Regions from separate parts of the Homo sapiens genome. Here region 1 is linked to region 2. The links are chromatin loops, found by intact Hi-C in ENCODE. Cell type or tissue: heart right ventricle. All regions are shown on one strand. Each heading gives the region's core, and the rest is flanking DNA. Links, peaks and the distances in the headings are about the cores only.

Region 1 (8,337 bases), core at 275-8,274, 130 kb after region 2:
CAGCAGCACCTTGAGGCTGTGCTGTGGCTCCTGCCTGAGAGTGACCGCGCACGTGCTACTGTGAGCTATGGCGAGAGAGTCCGGCTTGGAGCTGCAGATCACCCCTAAGAACACACCCCAGCTGCCAGCCCCGAAAAGCGAACAAGTGACCACAGGGATCCCAGCCCATTTTCCGTTTGCTGTGGACACGCCTCTCATTGTGGCATCCACATCAGGGAGCTGTCAGGGCAGTGGGACCTGACCGAGGGGCTGGATCAGGGTGCACGGGTGCTCTCACATGCTGGGTGACAGTACACCGAGTGACCTTGCTGGGTGCTCTCACATGCTGGGTGACAGTACACCGAGTGACCTTGCTGGGTGCTCTCTTGGGCTGGGTGACAGTACACCGAGTGACCTTGCTGGGTGCTCTCTTGGGCTGGGTGGCAGTACACCGAGTGACCTTGCTGGGTGCTCTCATGGGCTGGGTGACAGTACACCGAGTGACCTTGCTGGGTGCTCTCTTGGGCTGGGTGACAGTACACCGAGTGACCTTGCTGGGTGCTCTCATGGGCTGGGTGACAGTACACCGAGTGACCTTGCTGGGTGCTCTCTTGGGCTGGGTGACAGTACACCGAGTGACCTTGCTGGGTGCTCTCATGGGCTGGGTGACAGTACACCGAGTGACCTTGCTGGGTGCTCTCTTGGGCTGGGTGACAGTACACCGAGTGACCTTGCTGGGTGCTCTCATGGGCTGGGTGACAGTACACCGAGTGACCTTGCTGAGTGCTCTCTTGGGCTGGGTGACAGTACACCGAGTGACCTTGCTGGGTGCTCTCATGGGCTGGGTGACAGTACACCGAGTGACCTTGCTGTACCCCAAAACCTAAGCACAACCATCAAAGCTACAGCTACAACAGCCACACAAAAATCAGCCAGACAGGTCCTCCGGTTCCTGCCAAGACAGAGCAGTGCCGCCCTCCTGGCTCCTTCCTTTCACGACAAAATATCCTGGGCATCACTCAACAAGTGCGGGAAGACTCTGAAACCTGGGGAAAAGGCAAACCTGGGGCCTCGGACAGAAGGAACCACAGGCCTGGAGTCCTCTGGGCTCCAGCTGCTGCCTCCCTCACGGGCCTCCCCCATCTCCCCCCTGCAGCCGTGGGGCAGAGCAAACCCCCTGGGCCCACTCAAATCAGGTGCCAGGCGACCATTTGGGCAGCTCAGATGGGAACCATTAGAGGTGAAAGGAGGCTCTGCCAAATGTTGTTTGTCTTTTGCATGCTAATCAGCTGTAATTGTTAGATCCACATTTATAATGCAAGCAGAGAAGAGAGTTCTCACCCTGAAGCCTGGAGTCTGCTGCTCCCCAAGGCAGAGCGCCCACTGGGGCTGGGGTTCAGGAAGCCAGTGCTTTGCTATTCCAACTGCAGGGTGTGCTCTGAGGCAGGAGGCCTGCTTTGCGTTCTGGAAACCTCTGAGCTTTTCTACAAAGGAGCTCAATTCCTTTTTCCTGATGTCCCAACTCCTCCTCCTCCTGCAGCTGAAGCTGGAAGTTACAGCAGCAGAGCACAGGCAACAAGCCCTGCGTGACTCAGGACTGGTGTCCCGAGTCCTGGGCTGAGCCGGAGATGACCCCACAGCACAGCAGAGGCTACACTGGTGTCCCGAGTCCCCGGGCTGGACTGGAGGTGACCCCAGAGCAGAGCAGAGGCTACACTGGTGTCCCGAGTCCCGGGCTAGGCTGGAGGTGACCCCACAGCAGAGCAGAGACAACACTGGTGTCCCGAGTCCTGGGCTAGGCTGGAGGTGACCCCACAGCAGAGCAGAGACAACACTGGTGTCCCGAGTCCTGGGCTAGGCTGGAGGTGACCCCACAGCAGAGCAGAGACAACACTGGTGTCCCGAGTCCTGGGCTAGGCTGGAGGTGACCCCGCAGCAGAGCTGGGACAACACTGGTGTCCCAAGTCCCCGGGCTGAGCCAGAGGTGACCCCACAGCAGAGCAGAGGCTACACTGGTGTCCCGAGTCCCAGGCTAGGCTGGAGGTGACCCCGCAGGAGAGCAGAGGCTACACTGGTGTCCTGAGTCCCCAGGCTGAGCTGGAGGTGACCCCACAGCACAGCAGAGACGACACTGGTGTCCTGAGTCCCCAGGCTGAGCTGGAGGTGACCCCACAGCACAGCAGAGACGACACTGGTGTCCTGGAGGTGACCTGCACAGCAGGATGCTGAGGCCCTGGGGAGTCCATGCCCACACTCAGGGCTGTGTCTCCAGTGCCGCTCACCAGGTGATGGGTGCAGGTGCGAGCAAGGATGACACAGCTTCCGCCCTACGGTGGGCCCTGAGTTCATGGGGTGTGGGCAGTGCTAAGGACAGGAGCTGTGGGAACAGAGGCAGCCTCCTGACCACGGATGCTGGCCCTAACTCCCTTCCCCTTGGAAAAGGAGAATATCTTGGGCCCCAAAATCACTCAGGAAAAGTCAAGCTAGGAACTGCTCGGGCAAACCTGCCCCATTCTATTCAAAGCCACTCCTCGGCTCCCTGAGATAGATGCATATCTGATCTGCCTCCTTTGGAAAGGCTAATCAGAAACTCCAAAGAATGTAACCATTTGTGTCTAATCTACCTGTGACCTGGAAGCCCCCTCCCCACTTCGAGTCTTCCCGCCTTTGCTTCCAGTTGTGCCGTCTTTCCAGAAGGAAACAATATACTTCTTACCCATATTGATTAATGTCTCATGTCTCCCTAAAATGTGTAAAACCAACCTGTGCCCGACCACTTTGGGCACATGTCATCAGGACTTCCTGAGGCTGGGTCCTGGGCGCGTCCTCAACCTTGGCAAAATAAACTTTCTAAATTAACTGAGACCTGCTTCAGATTTTCTAGGTTCACACCCCAGACACGGGCAGGTCCCTTCCCATGGGCAGAGGATGCAGCCAAAGGGAGAGCAGAGAGCCCACCAGCCTCCCTCCCAGGGCCCCAGACCAGATCTGCCCCACCTGCCAGCCTTTGGGCTCAGACCCCTGAGGGCAGCTCATGGGGTCCCCAGCTGGGGTCCTCAAGGCCAGGCTGTGGGAAAGAGCTGTAAGCCCTAGCCATGGGCGCTGAAGTTCTGTCCTGGAGAAAGGGGATTTGTTCTCAGCCTCTGGAGAAGAGCACCGCCTTCCCGTTGGTAGAGGCCATCACAGCAGGCTCTCGCCTGGGGTCTGTGTGGACAACTGGGTCTCACTTCACTGTGTTGATTCATGGGCGAGGCTCCTAGAGACAGAGAATCTCAGCTTAGTGAAGACAGAAGTGAGGAGAGCCTCACCAATCACAGCCAAGCCACTGAGGCAGACACAGCCACGCCACGCTGGAGGCCTGGAGGCTGGAGGCTGGGTGGCTGCTTCAGTTTCCTGAGGGAAGAAATTTGGTCTGAAATCGGTTCACAGTCAGGAAGAGTCCTGGACTGAGGTCTGAAGATCTAGGGTTCATTTCTGTCTCCAAAATCTAAACCTAGAATAGAGAACTCAAGTTCAAATAGCCCAGCGACCCTACGTGGATGGCATGTGGCATTTTCATGTCGTTGGTGGGCCACCTGCACCCTGGCATGGTCACAGTGAGGAGACAGATCCTTAGAACCAGGTTAGCAGGTGCCGGAGCAGCTGTAGAAAGAATGGGTGTTGGCTGAGATTCCTCTCGGAAGCTCCTATCAGATCAGCGTTGCTTCAGGATCCTCCCTCAGGAATTGGAACAAAAACCCCTCTGAGGCTGGGACCCACGGCCGACAGTGAGTTGGGGAGCTGGGGTTCTCTGCTCCTCTAGTATCAGATGTTTGCACTCTTCTTCCTCTGGCTGTGGCACGCGACCACTGGGCCAAGCCTCTGTGTGAGTTTCTTTCATCTCCACGCGGTTTCTGCTGTGACCTTTTTCCCCAGCACTGACTTTACAGGAAGTCCGCTTAAATGGGGCCAGCATTTCTGCGTTCAATAATTCAATGCTTGCGCTCACCGCCAGGCCGGTTAATTTAGTAACAGTGGGGAGCACAGGCTGCCTTCCACCCGTAGATCATGTTCCATCATGTTCCGCTTTGACTTCCAGAGCACACGGGTGGGTGAGGACACTGTCCTTCCCAGCGACGGCTGTGACTTTTACGTGGCCATTTAATGCTCCCAGTTAATGTGATGGTGAGAGGAAAATGACCTGTGCTGATAGCAGTCCTGGCTGCCTAAAGGTTCCCAGCATTTTCCTGGTAAAACGCTAGTGCCACTAATACACAGGTGTGTGCAAACAGTGTGCACATCTGTAATACAGTGGACACACAGACCATATTTCAAAAGCTCTCTGGCAGGGATTTGAAATTAAGTGACAAGACATCCCTGTCAAGGACAGGATGAAGCAATGTTCCATGGTTGCTAAGATGCCAAGTTATTTGGACAACAATTTTCCCTTGTCCTAAAGAGCTACTGTTGATTCCAAGGGACGCATCCTCCTTGTAATGACCCAGGTGACAAACTGCTCCTGGGCTCACACTCTTCCGTGCCAGCCCCAGATATCTTCCCAGCTCAGTCCCAGGGAGGAGGTATTGAGGTGTGGCCCTGGTGTGGCCGGGGACATGTTCCCCAGGGGTGGCTTGCAGACCACCTGCCTTCGAAACAGCTTGGCAGGGGGAGGGGAGGGCTTCAGGTGCACATGTTTGTTCATCCCTGTCCAGAGCCGAACGCTGAGGTGGAGGCTGCCTTTCCCAGGGGTGCCCGTGTCCGCCGCTTTGGGAACCTCTGATGCAGGGCAGGCGGCCAGGGTTGGGACCCAACGGGACTCGGGTCTGCCCTGTCCCTGCAGAGTCTTCCCCGTGATGGTGCATTTTTCCCTGGGCTCTGCCCTTGTTACTGTGAGTGGCTGTCAGGAGCGGCTTCATCTCTGGGAGCTCTGCAGATTCAGGCAGCTCTGAGTCCATTTCTAGGGGGGAATGGGAGTGGCGTTGGGCAGAGAGGAGGCGTTGGGAACCCGGGGCAAGGGTGACCCCAGGCCACATGCCCAGGTGTGCAGAGGGGGGCTTTCTGCGTCTGGGAGTCCGTGCGACCTGGGATGAGTCTCCCTCCCTGCAGGGGTGGAAAAGCTTCCCTTTCTCCAGTCCCAATCTCCAACTGTGGCTTCCCTTGACAAACGCAACAGAAAATATTAGTGGCATCTGTGGGCCGCAGCCCGTGTTCTGTTTCCAAGGTCAGAGACCAGGACTAAGAGGCAGCACGTGGAGAACATCCAGAAGCGTCCATCAGTCAGAGTCGCCCTGCCCAGCCCACCCTCCATCCCGGGGGCCAGGGCATAGGGGGTGGGCATGGTGTGATGTGGGGGTGGGTGTGGGTGTGATATGGAGGGTGGGTGTGGAGTGATATGGAGGGTGGATGTGGTGTGATATGGAGGATGGGTGTGGTGTGATAAGAGGTGTGGGTGTGGTGTGATATGGAGGGTGGGTGTGGGTTTGATATGAATCTCCACCTGGGAAGAGCCAGGGCCCGTCAGGTCTCCCCACCTTTGTACCCAGCACAGAGTCATGGGATAAGGCCCTTCTCTCTGGCCTCCTCTCCAACCTGCAGTTCCCTGTCCATCTTGGCCAAGTTCATCTGATTTGCAGATGGGGAGCCTGCCTGGCACGAATCCTATGGTCCCTGGTAAGCACTGTGAACCCGAATACTCGGCTGCATTTTTCGACAGCACCTGTGTTCCCCCAAGGAAAACCCACTTTCCCCTCTCTCTCTGTCTCCTTCTCTCTTTCTCCCTCTCTCCCCAGCTTCCTTTGGGAAATCAAGAGCAAAGCTCCCTCCCAACTCATGGTGTTCCCCGAGCAGAATAGAGGCCGGCTGTGTGCGTTGAAGAAATGAATGAAGTGATTGGGAGCTGAGTGCCGGCGGAGACCGGCCCCCCTGGGCATATGTGAAAACCTGAGGACCCCACTGAACTTTCAAAATCCAAAGAAGAGAATCCTGAGGAAAGATCTGTATCATTTGCTGGGGTGTAAGATGTGCAAGGATATTAACAATTTAACAAACACGTATCAAAGGGAGGTATAAGTACGATTTTCCATGATAATTTTCTATTGGAAGCATGAATGATACATAGACATATATTTTCTTGATCTGGTTTAGTAAAGTATTATTAATATTAGATAACCAAATTCCTACTGTAACCCAGAGGGCTAAATTGTATGAACAATGTTGTCTGATGTCCTGGTTGCCAGGCACTGTGGACAGCCACCCCTACATCCTCCCCACCTCTTCTTCCTGGCCCTCTCCAGGCAGATGGGATGGAAACTCAGAACTTGACTGACATTCCCAGCCTCCTTTGAAGTTCTGAACCACCTCAGGGCTCCTCACCAGAATCAGCTCTCGGGAGCCAGGCTTCTCTAACTCAGAGCCAGTGCAGGCTTCAGGCCCCACATCTCCTGCTCGGCCTCCTCTGGCCTCGGTTGATGAGATGGAAGCTCCCTCCCCTGCCTCCCTGCGCCCAGGCTCACAAACCTGTCACTGGATGTCTTTATTTAGTGAGCTTTCCTGCCCAAGCCTGCTTCCAGGGCAGGATGTATTGATACAAAATCCATCAGGAGGTGTGTCTGGGCATTTAATCAATGAGGCTGCAGGGAGCCCCGCGTGACTCAGAGGGTGCCGGGAGTGAAGGCCAGGCGAGGAGAGCATCCAGAGTGGGCAGAAGGGTGGTTTTTATTTTTGATCCTGTAATGTCAGGCTCCAGCAATTAGTTGTCTATTCCCTGTAATGCTGGCACTGCAGCAGAATTCCACCGCAACCTGGATATTTGCCCAGGTACTCATTTTATAACTCCCATGTTCATTCAATAAATACCCTACCTGTATCCTATGTGCCAGACACAGATCCAGATGCTGAGAAGAGTCAACTAACAGCTCACAGGTCACACTGAGCTTGTGCTCCCTAATGGAATGATGGTGATGATGGTGTTGGTGATGATGATGGTCATGATGGTGATGGTGATGGTTGTGATGGGGATGGTGATGATTGTCATGATGGTAATGATGGTGATGATGATGGGATGATGATGGTGATAATGATGGTAATGAGAGTGATGGTGATGGGATGATGGTGATGATGGTGATGGTGTTGGTGATGGTGATGAGATAATGGTAATGGTGATGGGATGATGGCAGTGCTGCTGATGGTGATGATGATGATGGTGATATGATGATGATGATGGTGATATGATGATGATGATGGTGATGTGATGATGATGATGGTGATGTGGTGATATGGTGGTGATGGTAATGGTGATGGCAGTGATGGTGATAATTAAGGTGATGGTGATGGTGACGATGATAATGGTGGTGATGGTGGTGATGGTGATGATGGTGATAATGGTGATCATGACAGTGTCAGCAGAGGAAGCAGGCACAGTAGTAGCAATCTGAGTAAACATTACACAGCCCTTAATATGCAACAGATGCTATTCTGGGCACCTCCCATATGTCAGGTCACTCAACTGACACGACATCACCTGAGGTAAGTGCTCATGATCTCCATTTGATAAATGAGAAACTGAGGCACAGAGAAGTTAGGTCACCTTCCTAAAAGCACACAGGATGTGCTAGTGCTGGGATTCAGAGCAAGCGCCTCGTCCCATAAGCAGTGGACTCAGAAACAACACCATAAACTAATAGGCAAATACTTTTAGACAGTGACAAGTATCATGAAGACCATCAAGATGGTGATGTGAGTGTGACTTGGTGTGAGGAGGCTGCATTCAATGAGAGGTCAAGGAAGGCCTCTCTGAGTAGACACTCACTGGGGAGGGGAAGCATGAGGGTTGTGAGCAGTGTTCAGACAGGTGTCACAGCAATGCAAAGGCCCTGGGGTGGAGTGAGCTTGGAGCATTCAAGGAACAGCAAGATGGCCAGAGAGGCTGAAGCAAAATAAACAGAGGGGGAGATGGAGCCTGGGCCATGGGGGCCTCACAGTCCATGGGACATGGTGTGGGTTTATTGTGAGTGGGTGGAAGCCCCCGGAGCCCCTGCAGGGAATCACCTCAGTCACTCCATGATGCCTGAGTGTGTGGTGCTGATTCTGGGCTATGGGGCAGGTTGGGGCCTCTGCTGTGTCCTGGGGACAATGGGAGGAATCTGCTCCCAGCAATTATAAACACATCACGAGCAAGACGGCAAGAACCCTCTCTGAGGTAATCATGTTTGGGAAAGGCCCTCCTAACACACCGCATTTCCAGGAGCTAGAATGTCTTGACCTGGCCTAGGACACCACTGTGCAAATCAAGGGACGTGTGTTCATTTGAGTGGATTGCAGCAGCCAGGGTGGGGCCCAGCGTTGGGAATTAGATCCAGGTTGTGCTTCTGTGAGAAGTTC
Region 2 (8,337 bases), core at 48-8,047:
ACCCAGGCTCTTTTCTGGAGAGAAAACAAGACCCAGGGCTTCTCAGAGCTGCTCCTTATTGGGCGGTTCTTGTTCCTGAAAAAGGATCCTGCAGACACTGCACAGCTCTGAGCACCTCTGAGAAGTTTGCAGCAGTCAGCAGTAGTTTGGTATGGCGCATGACTCAGACCTAAAAGCCATCCATAGTGAGTGTCCAGAACTAACAAATGGAAAGAAACCAGTGGCTGGGGCAGTGCAGGTGGTGACCTGGGGAGGTAGGTAGGGTCGGCTCATGGGGAGAGGGCTCCTCAGCCTTGATAGAAATTTTATTCCAGGGACTGTGGAAGAATCAGAAGTGTCCCACTGTGGGAGGGACACCATCTGGCTACATCTGGGGAAGTTTTGTCTGGAGGATGGTAAGATGGGGAGTAGGGGAGCAGAAGAGAGAGACGGATTACTTCATCTCAGTGGGAGAAGCAGGGTGACTTGGGCATCTCCATACCCACTTCCCCATTTATGTTTCTCCACAATACGTCACCTGACATGGTACGTATTTTACCAACGTATTAATTTATTGCCTGTTTCTCCCCATTAAAATGCAGTGCTCCGGAGGGGCCATGTTGCTTTGTTCACTTTTGTCCATGGTACCTGCAACAGTCACTGGCACACAACAGACACTCGTCAAACATTCGCTGAATAAATGGATAAATTAATGAATGGATGATAGATGGATGGATGGGTGAGTGGATGGCTGGATTGGTATGTGGGTGGATGGGTGGGCAGGGTGGGTGGATAGATGTATGGATGATGGATGAATGGGTGGATGGATGGATGGATGATGGATGAATGGGTGAATGGGTGGATGGATGGGTGGATGGATGATGGATGGATGATGGATGGATGGGTGGAAGGGTGGATGGATAGATGGGTGGATGGGTGGATGGGTGGATAATGGATGGATGGATGATGGATGGGTGGGTGGGTGGGTGGATGGATGGGTAGATGGGGGGATGGATGGGTAGATGGGTGGATGGATGGATGATGGATGGATGGGTGGATGGGTAGATGGTGGGTAGATGGGTGGATGGATGGATGGATGATGGATGGATGGATGATGGATGGATGGGTGAATGGATGGATGGGTGGGTGGATGGATGATGGATGGATGGGTAGATGGGTGGATGGATGGGTAGATGGGTGGATGGATGGATGATGGATGGATGGGTGGATGGGTAGATGGGTAGTTGGGTGGATGGATGGATGATGGATGGATGGATGATGGATGGATGGATGGGTGAATGGATGGATGGGTGGATGGATGGATGATGGATGGATGGGTAGATGGGTGGATGGATGGATGAATGATGGATGGGTGGGTGGATGGATGGATGGATGACGGATAGGTAGGGGGGTTGATGGATGGATGGATGACGGATGGGTGGGGAGGTTGATGGATGGATGGATGAGGGATGGGTGAGGGGTGGATGGATGGATGAGCAGCTGGATGATGTATGGATGGATGCATGGGTGGATGGATGGATGATGGATGGATGGGTGGGTGGGTGAATGAATGGATGGATGATAAATGGGTGGGTACGTGGGTGGGTGGATGGATGATGGGTGGATGGATGGATGGATGGATGATGGATGGATGGATGGGTAGATGGGTGGATGGATGGATGAATGATGTATGGGTGGGTGGATGGATGGATGGATGGATGATGGATGGGTGAGGGGGTTGATAGATAAATGGGTGATGGATGGGTTGGGGGGGGTGGATGACCTAATGAGTGACAGACCAATTACTGGACCTTCTGGACAGAGGCAGTCGGGAAATTTATGACTTGGCCTTTCATTCTTGATTTTCTCCTTCTGGATATTTCTTGCTTCTAAACCCCTGCTCAGGGGTCTCCAGGCTCAGAAAGTCCCTCACTTTGTCCCCACTATTGCCACCTGCCCTGGCAGAAGGTCCTTCACAAGGTCCTCTTGCCTAGGCTCTTAGAATGGAGGGGAACTTGGGCTCCATTCACACTTCTCTTTGTGCAGATGGAGAAACTGAGGCACATGGGGGTGATAACTTTCTCAAGGCCTCTTGGCTGAGTGCTGGTGACCAGCAGAACAGACTGTCAGCCAACTCCTGCCTAGTAGTGTCCTGTCCCCTTCATCACATGCCCCACCTGTGTCCTGGCTGGGGCTTTGCATCTGCCTCTGACCAGTGGAGCTTCTCCCGTGTCACACGGCTGCCTCTCAGTTATCCCTCTGTCTTCTTCAGAAAGCTATGTCCTGTCTGCATCTCATCGGTCCTGCATCCCCAAGGATGATGAGCACAGTCTCCAGGAGGATTCATGGCCTGGCGTGGCCTCCCTGGTAGGGGTCTGATGATGGCTGAGCGGCTGTGATGGGGCTGGGAGGGGCAGGAGGGATGGCTTCTGGGCGCCCGGATCCAGCTCTGATCCAGGAGCCCAGAGACTCAGGTGTCTGCACCAAGGCAGGGACAGGCACAGGGGCATGTCCCAGGGAACCCAGGTGTGGTGACCATCAGGGAACACACCCACCCTGAGGGCACAACCCGCCACTGGAAACAGCTGTTTTCCTGTGGGCACCAGCCCTCCCTCCATAGAATCACTGATGGGTAATTTCCTAATGTCCATTATATTTACTTCTGTTCCCTGTTTCCCTTGATAGTTTCTGCTACACTGCATGACCCCTGACACAGAGATTTGGGCTCTTCAATTCCCCGTGGGAGTCCCAGTCCCTGGAACCTGGCTGGCACTCAGCGAGCACTCATTGATGAAGGAATGAGTGAGAAGTGAGTGAGTGAGTTGGGGGGTGGGGCTTTGAGGTCAGGGACATTCTCCCTGGCTGGGTGTCTGTGACCTCATGTCAGCCCCTCTGCTGTGGTCAGTCCAGTGTGCTGCTGTCCTGGGAGGCTCCACCACTCTGTCCACCAAGGCCTGGCCACTGACACACTCTCCAGCAGACCTTGGTCTTCCCACGCCCTGTGGACTCTGCAGCTCCTCTGTGGCTGTGTAAATGGGGCTGCCTCTAGATGGCTCTGGCCCGGGGCTTCCCCAATAGACCCTTGGCCTTCAGGACTCATGTGTCCAGCTCCAAACATGAGCTGTCATGGCAGACTGCCCAGTGGCTATCCTCTCCATTGCCCGTGCCACGGGGGGGCCTGGCCACGGGCTGCCTTCGGGATTCTGCACGTGGGATGTGCCACTGGCCTCGCCAGGCATCATCCCCAGACTCCTGGATGTGCACCCAGCCCCCCACACACCTCCAGGCCTCCCAGACATGGCTTTCAGTGCTCTAGCTGCTCCCAGGAAGACACTCCTCCAGGCACCGAATCTCAACCAGGACGTCTCAGGCCCCCTCACGTGGCCGGGACACACACCCTGACTTTACTGTGGTTGCTCTGCTATCTGCTCCCGACACCCTGCAGCTCTGTGAGCCTTGCCCTATGAGTCTCCTTTGGCCATCAGGCCCATCTGACCCCCATCATGGACAGGACATTTGACTCTGAAGTAGCAGGGGTGGCGGCTCCCACAGCATCACCCCCTCACTGAGTCCCATCCCTGGTGGTGGAACGTTGGGCTGAGTCTTTTCCTGGAGTGCTGGGTGGTGATGATGGGCATCTTTCGGCCTCTCTGAGAACCAGTGTCATCGATGGCACCATTTAGACCTGATCCATGCCCCTGACCCCTGTGAATGATCCTGAACTCCAGGACACCCCCACGGAGTAAGCCCAGAATAGCACGCATGGTTAATGAGCCTGTGAATGAGAGTTTACCTTTGCAGGAAAGAAATGGCAAATCAACAGCAGAGATTAACAGGTCCATTAGGAAGACATGAAAAGAAGAAAATAAAGTCAACATTACCTTCCCTGCTAAATTTCCTGGAACACCCCTGGGTGTATGTCCCTGAGGGCGCCCAAATGAGGAGCAGAGGGCTCCTGCCAGATCCTCCACTGGCGTCAGCAGTGATGACTCAGCTGGGCAGGACTGGAGAGGCTCTCGCTCCAGCGACAGCATGGAATCCAGCAAGTGAAAGGGCAAATGTTCCTGGGTTTTGCGAAGCATTTGCTGCTTCCAGCTTCTCTTCTTAAACTACATTTGTCAGTGCCCTTTTTGTGGCAAGTGACAAACCCAACTGAAGCTGGCTTAGGTGAAAAAACAAATAAAACTCATGCGCCCTTTCGTGTAACGGGAGCCTCTGTCCAGACCTCAAGGGCAGTCGTTTCCATCCTCTCTCAGGCTCTCTCCAGCTTTAACTTGCTTTCATCTGTTGCCTTTACTTGCAGGGTTTTCTCTGTGTGATGCTCTCAGCCATCCCAGGCTGACACCGCACCAGCCTCCCAACTGCAGTGGAGAGAGAGCTCCCTGCTTCTGCCAGTTCCCACAAAGTTCTGGAATTCAGCCTCCTGGCCTGGCAGGGAACGTGAGACCATCTCTAACCCATCACTGAGTCCAGGGCCAAGGCTGCTGCTGACCAGGCCTGGGCTACAGGAGCTGGGATGGAGGATGGATCAGCCTCCTTCAAATCACAGGTGACGGAGGCAAGGTGGGGGAAGGGAAAGGTAAGAACTGTCTCAAAGGGATGGAGAACAGACGTTTGGCAGGATCAAACCAAGTGTCCACAAACGAAGTTAATTCCTGTGCACTGCGGGGCGAGATCCTCAAGTTAGGAGGAAAGAGGACACGGGTCATTCCAGCCGGAATTAACTTCGGGCCTTTCTCCTGCAAGGAGGCCAGACTTCTCTCCTTTGTCCCCATATTGGAATCCCCCGGAGCATGTCCACTGGAACAGGGGAGCTGATACATTCAGACCACAGTGAGAGGAACTGAGTCTGGACTCATGGCTGTTTGGTCAGGGTGGGCGACAGACCCTGACAGCAGACCCCACTCCTGCAGGGACTTCAACCAGTATGAGTCGAAAGTTCATTCGGGACATTCCAAAGTGGGGCACAGGATCACCCCTCCCCCCACGGTCAATCAGGGCCCGGGCTCCTGCGTCGACTCCCTCCACTGTCCTCTGAGCCCCTGGGGTCCTCTCTGTCTAACTGGCTCATAAGGAAGAGAAAATGCGAGAATTGCAGGGCCTTCTCCATAGGCCTGCCTGGAAGTGCTGCCCTCTGGGCAGAGCTTGGTCGTCTGACCCCACCTGACACAGGGAGGCTGGGAATGGGCTCTAAGTGTACCCAGGAGGGAGGTGGCATGGGCCCTGTGGCACTGCAGGCTCTGTCCCCGTGAGGACCTCTCTCTGCAGGCACCCACTGTTTACCTGGGGACACAGCACTGGGCAAAGGACAAAGCTGTCCTGGAATAATTCCAAGCATTCCCCAATGAGGCCTGTGAGGGGCAGAAGAGGATGAAGGGGGCGGGGTGTGGGCTGGTGCATGCTGGTGTCTTCCTCTCTACAATGGCAGCCCTATCCATGATCTGAGTGTCAGAGCACCCATCCCCCAGGACTCAGCCAGGCTGTCATAGGGGATGATGACAGTCAGAGCTCAAAGAACTCACCCTGAGGATCTGAGATTAGGTTGGCTCAGTGCCAGGGACATCTCATTAAGACAGTCACACACCTCCTCATGAGAGCACAGCCTCCTGGGATGGCACAGTTCATGTGCAAAGCTCAGCAGCATCATCAGATGAAGGCAGGGCCCTGAGGAGTCTGGGCACCCCACCAGCTGCATTTCTGATCATTGGTTTTCCTGCAGGCAGTCCCGGAGCTGGAGCCAGGGCAATGAGATGTTTAATTGCAGCCTTGCCCCTGACAACAAAGCTGCCCACTCCCTGCCTGGTGGTCCTGCCTGCAGAGATGTGGCCCACTCAGGCCTCCAAGATGTCTAGGATAACTTCATAAGGGCTCAGCTGCCTCTACTTATAAATTCACCCCAAAGTCTCCTGATGACCTGGGAAGGGACCAGAGCTCCCATGGTGCTGTTGACTTGTATAGAGACAGAACTTCTCACAGAAGCACAACCTGGATCTAATTCCCAACGCTGGGCCCCACCCTGGCTGCTGCAATCCACTCAAATGAACACACGTCCCTTGATTTGCACAGTGGTGTCCTAGGCCAGGTCAAGACATTCTAGCTCCTGGAAATGCAGTGTGTTAGGAGGGCCTTTCCCAAACATGATTACCTCAGAGAGGGCTCTTGCCGTCTTGCTCGTGATGTGTTTATAATTGCTGGGAGCAGATTCCTCCCATTGTCCCCAGGACACAGCAGAGGCCCCAACCTGCCCCATAGCCCAGAATCAGCACCACACACTCAGGCATCATGGAGTGACTGAGGTGATTCCCTGCAGGGGCTCCGGGGGCTTCCACCCACTCACAATAAACCCACACCATGTCCCATGGACTGTGAGGCCCCCATGGCCCAGGCTCCATCTCCCCCTCTGTTTATTTTGCTTCAGCCTCTTTGGCCTTCTTGCTGTTCCTTGAATGCTCCAAGCTCACTCCACCCCAGGGCCTTTGCACTTGCTGTGACACTTGGCTGAACACTTCTCACAACCTCATCCTTCCTATCTCCAACCAGTGTTTACTCAGAGAGGCCTTCCTTGACCTCTCATTGAATGCAGCCTCCTCACCCCAAGGCATACTCACATCACCCTCTTAATGGTCTTCATGACACTTGTTACTGTCACTGAAAGCATTTACCTATTAGCTCAGGGCATTGTTTCTGAGTCCACTGATTCTGGGATGAGGTGCCTGCTCTGAATCCCAGCACTGCCACATCCTGTGTGCCCTTAGGGAGGTGACTTGACTTCTCTGTGCCTCAGCTTCTCATTTATCAAATGGAGATCAGGAGCACTTACCTCAGGTGTTGTGGTGTCAATTGAGTGACCTGACATATGTGAGGTGTCTAGAATAGTGTCTGGTAAAAATAACCCATGCAATGTTTATTTGGGTTGCTACTACAGTGCCTGCTTCCCTTGCTGATACTGTCATGATCATCATCATCAACATAATTATCACCACCATCAATATAATCATCACCACTATCATCACCATCATCATAATCATCACCATTACCTCCACATTACCATGATCATCATCACCACTATCATCACCATCACCATCATTATCACCATCACCATAATCATCACCATCATCACCTCCACATTACCATTATCATCATCACCATCATTACCAAAATCATCACCATCACCATCATTACCATTATCACCAACACCATCATCATCACCATCAAAATCACCATTATCACCATCAATATCACCATCACCAGTATCATCACCATCATTACCACCATCATCACCATCACCATCATCATCACCATCACCATTGATATGATTTGGCTCTGTGTCACCATTCAAATCTTATTTCAAACTGCAATCCCCATGTGTTGAGGGAGGAACCTGGTGGGAAGTGATTGGATCATGGCGGGGGTGTTTGTTTTCCCCATGCTGTTCTAGTGATAATGAGTGTGTTCTCATGAAAGCTGATGGTTTTAAAGTGTGGCATTTCCTCACTGTCTCTCACTTGCCAGCATGTAAGATGTGGTTTGCTTCCCCTTCACCTTCTGCCATGATTATAAGTTCTCTGAGACCTCCCCAGCCATATGGAACTGTGAGCCAATTAGATCTTTCTTTATAAATTACCCAGTCTCAGGTACTGTCTTTATAGCAGTGTGAAAACAGACTAATACACAGAATTGGTACCAAGGTAGTGGGACATTGCTAAAAGATATCTGAGAATGTGGAAGCAACTTTGGAACTGGATAACCGGCAGAGGTTGGAATAGCTTGGAGGGCTCAGAAGAAGATAGAAAGATGTGGAAAAGTTTAGAACTTCCTAGAGACTTGTTGAATGGTTTTGGCTAAAATGCTGATAGTGATATAGACAATGAAGTCCAGGCTGAAGTGATTTCAGATGGAGATGAGGAGCTTATTGGGAACTGGAGCAAAGGCCACTCTTGCTATGCTTTAGCAAAGAGACTGGAGGCATTTTTCCCCTGCCCTAGAGATCTGTGGAACTTTAAACTTGAGAGAGATGATTTAGGGAATCTAGCAGAAGAAATTTCTAAGCAGCAAAGCATTTAAGAAGTGACCTGATTTTTCCTGAAAGCATACAGTTATATGAGCTCACAGAGATGGTTTGAAATTGGAACGTATGTTTAAAAGAAAAGCAGAGCATAAAAGTTTGGAAAATTTACAGCCTGACCGTGTGATATAAAAGAAAAACCCATTTCTGGGGGAGAAATTCCAACTGGTTGCAGAAATTTGCATAAGTAAGGAGAAGCCGAATGTCTTAGAATCACTAAGGCAATGGGGAAAATGTCTCCAGAGAATGTCAGAGATCTTCAAGACAGCCCCTCCCATCATGGGCCCAGAGGC

What was found. A loop is a pair of places that touch in the nucleus more often than their neighbours do. Peaks named below come from ENCODE experiments on the same cell type or tissue, not always from the same donor. Only the 100,000 strongest peaks of a DNase experiment are listed, where the experiment ranks them.
Region 1: it touches region 2 in a loop (3-fold over the local background); 12 of 110 quality-filtered maps call a loop at or near these places.

The regions. Positions count from the first base shown.
Region 1 is chr12:131,270,656-131,278,992 of GRCh38, reverse strand. LOC107987177 (a long non-coding RNA gene) reads left to right here and starts at 5,509. Exons shown (of 2, transcript XR_001749181.1): 1 at 5,509-5,628; 2 at 5,748-6,823. In heart right ventricle, for the core only: no CTCF peak of the experiment used is centred there; no DNase peak of the experiment used is centred there; H3K27me3 peaks cover 1,018 bases.
Region 2 is chr12:131,397,997-131,406,333 of GRCh38, reverse strand. No RefSeq gene overlaps it. Among named protein-coding and RNA genes, the nearest start is that of LINC02370, 55 kb to the right of the region's middle. RefSeq lists a silencer at 5,472-5,649. In heart right ventricle, for the core only: no CTCF peak of the experiment used is centred there; a DNase peak (open chromatin) is centred at 3,944; H3K27me3 peaks cover 440 bases.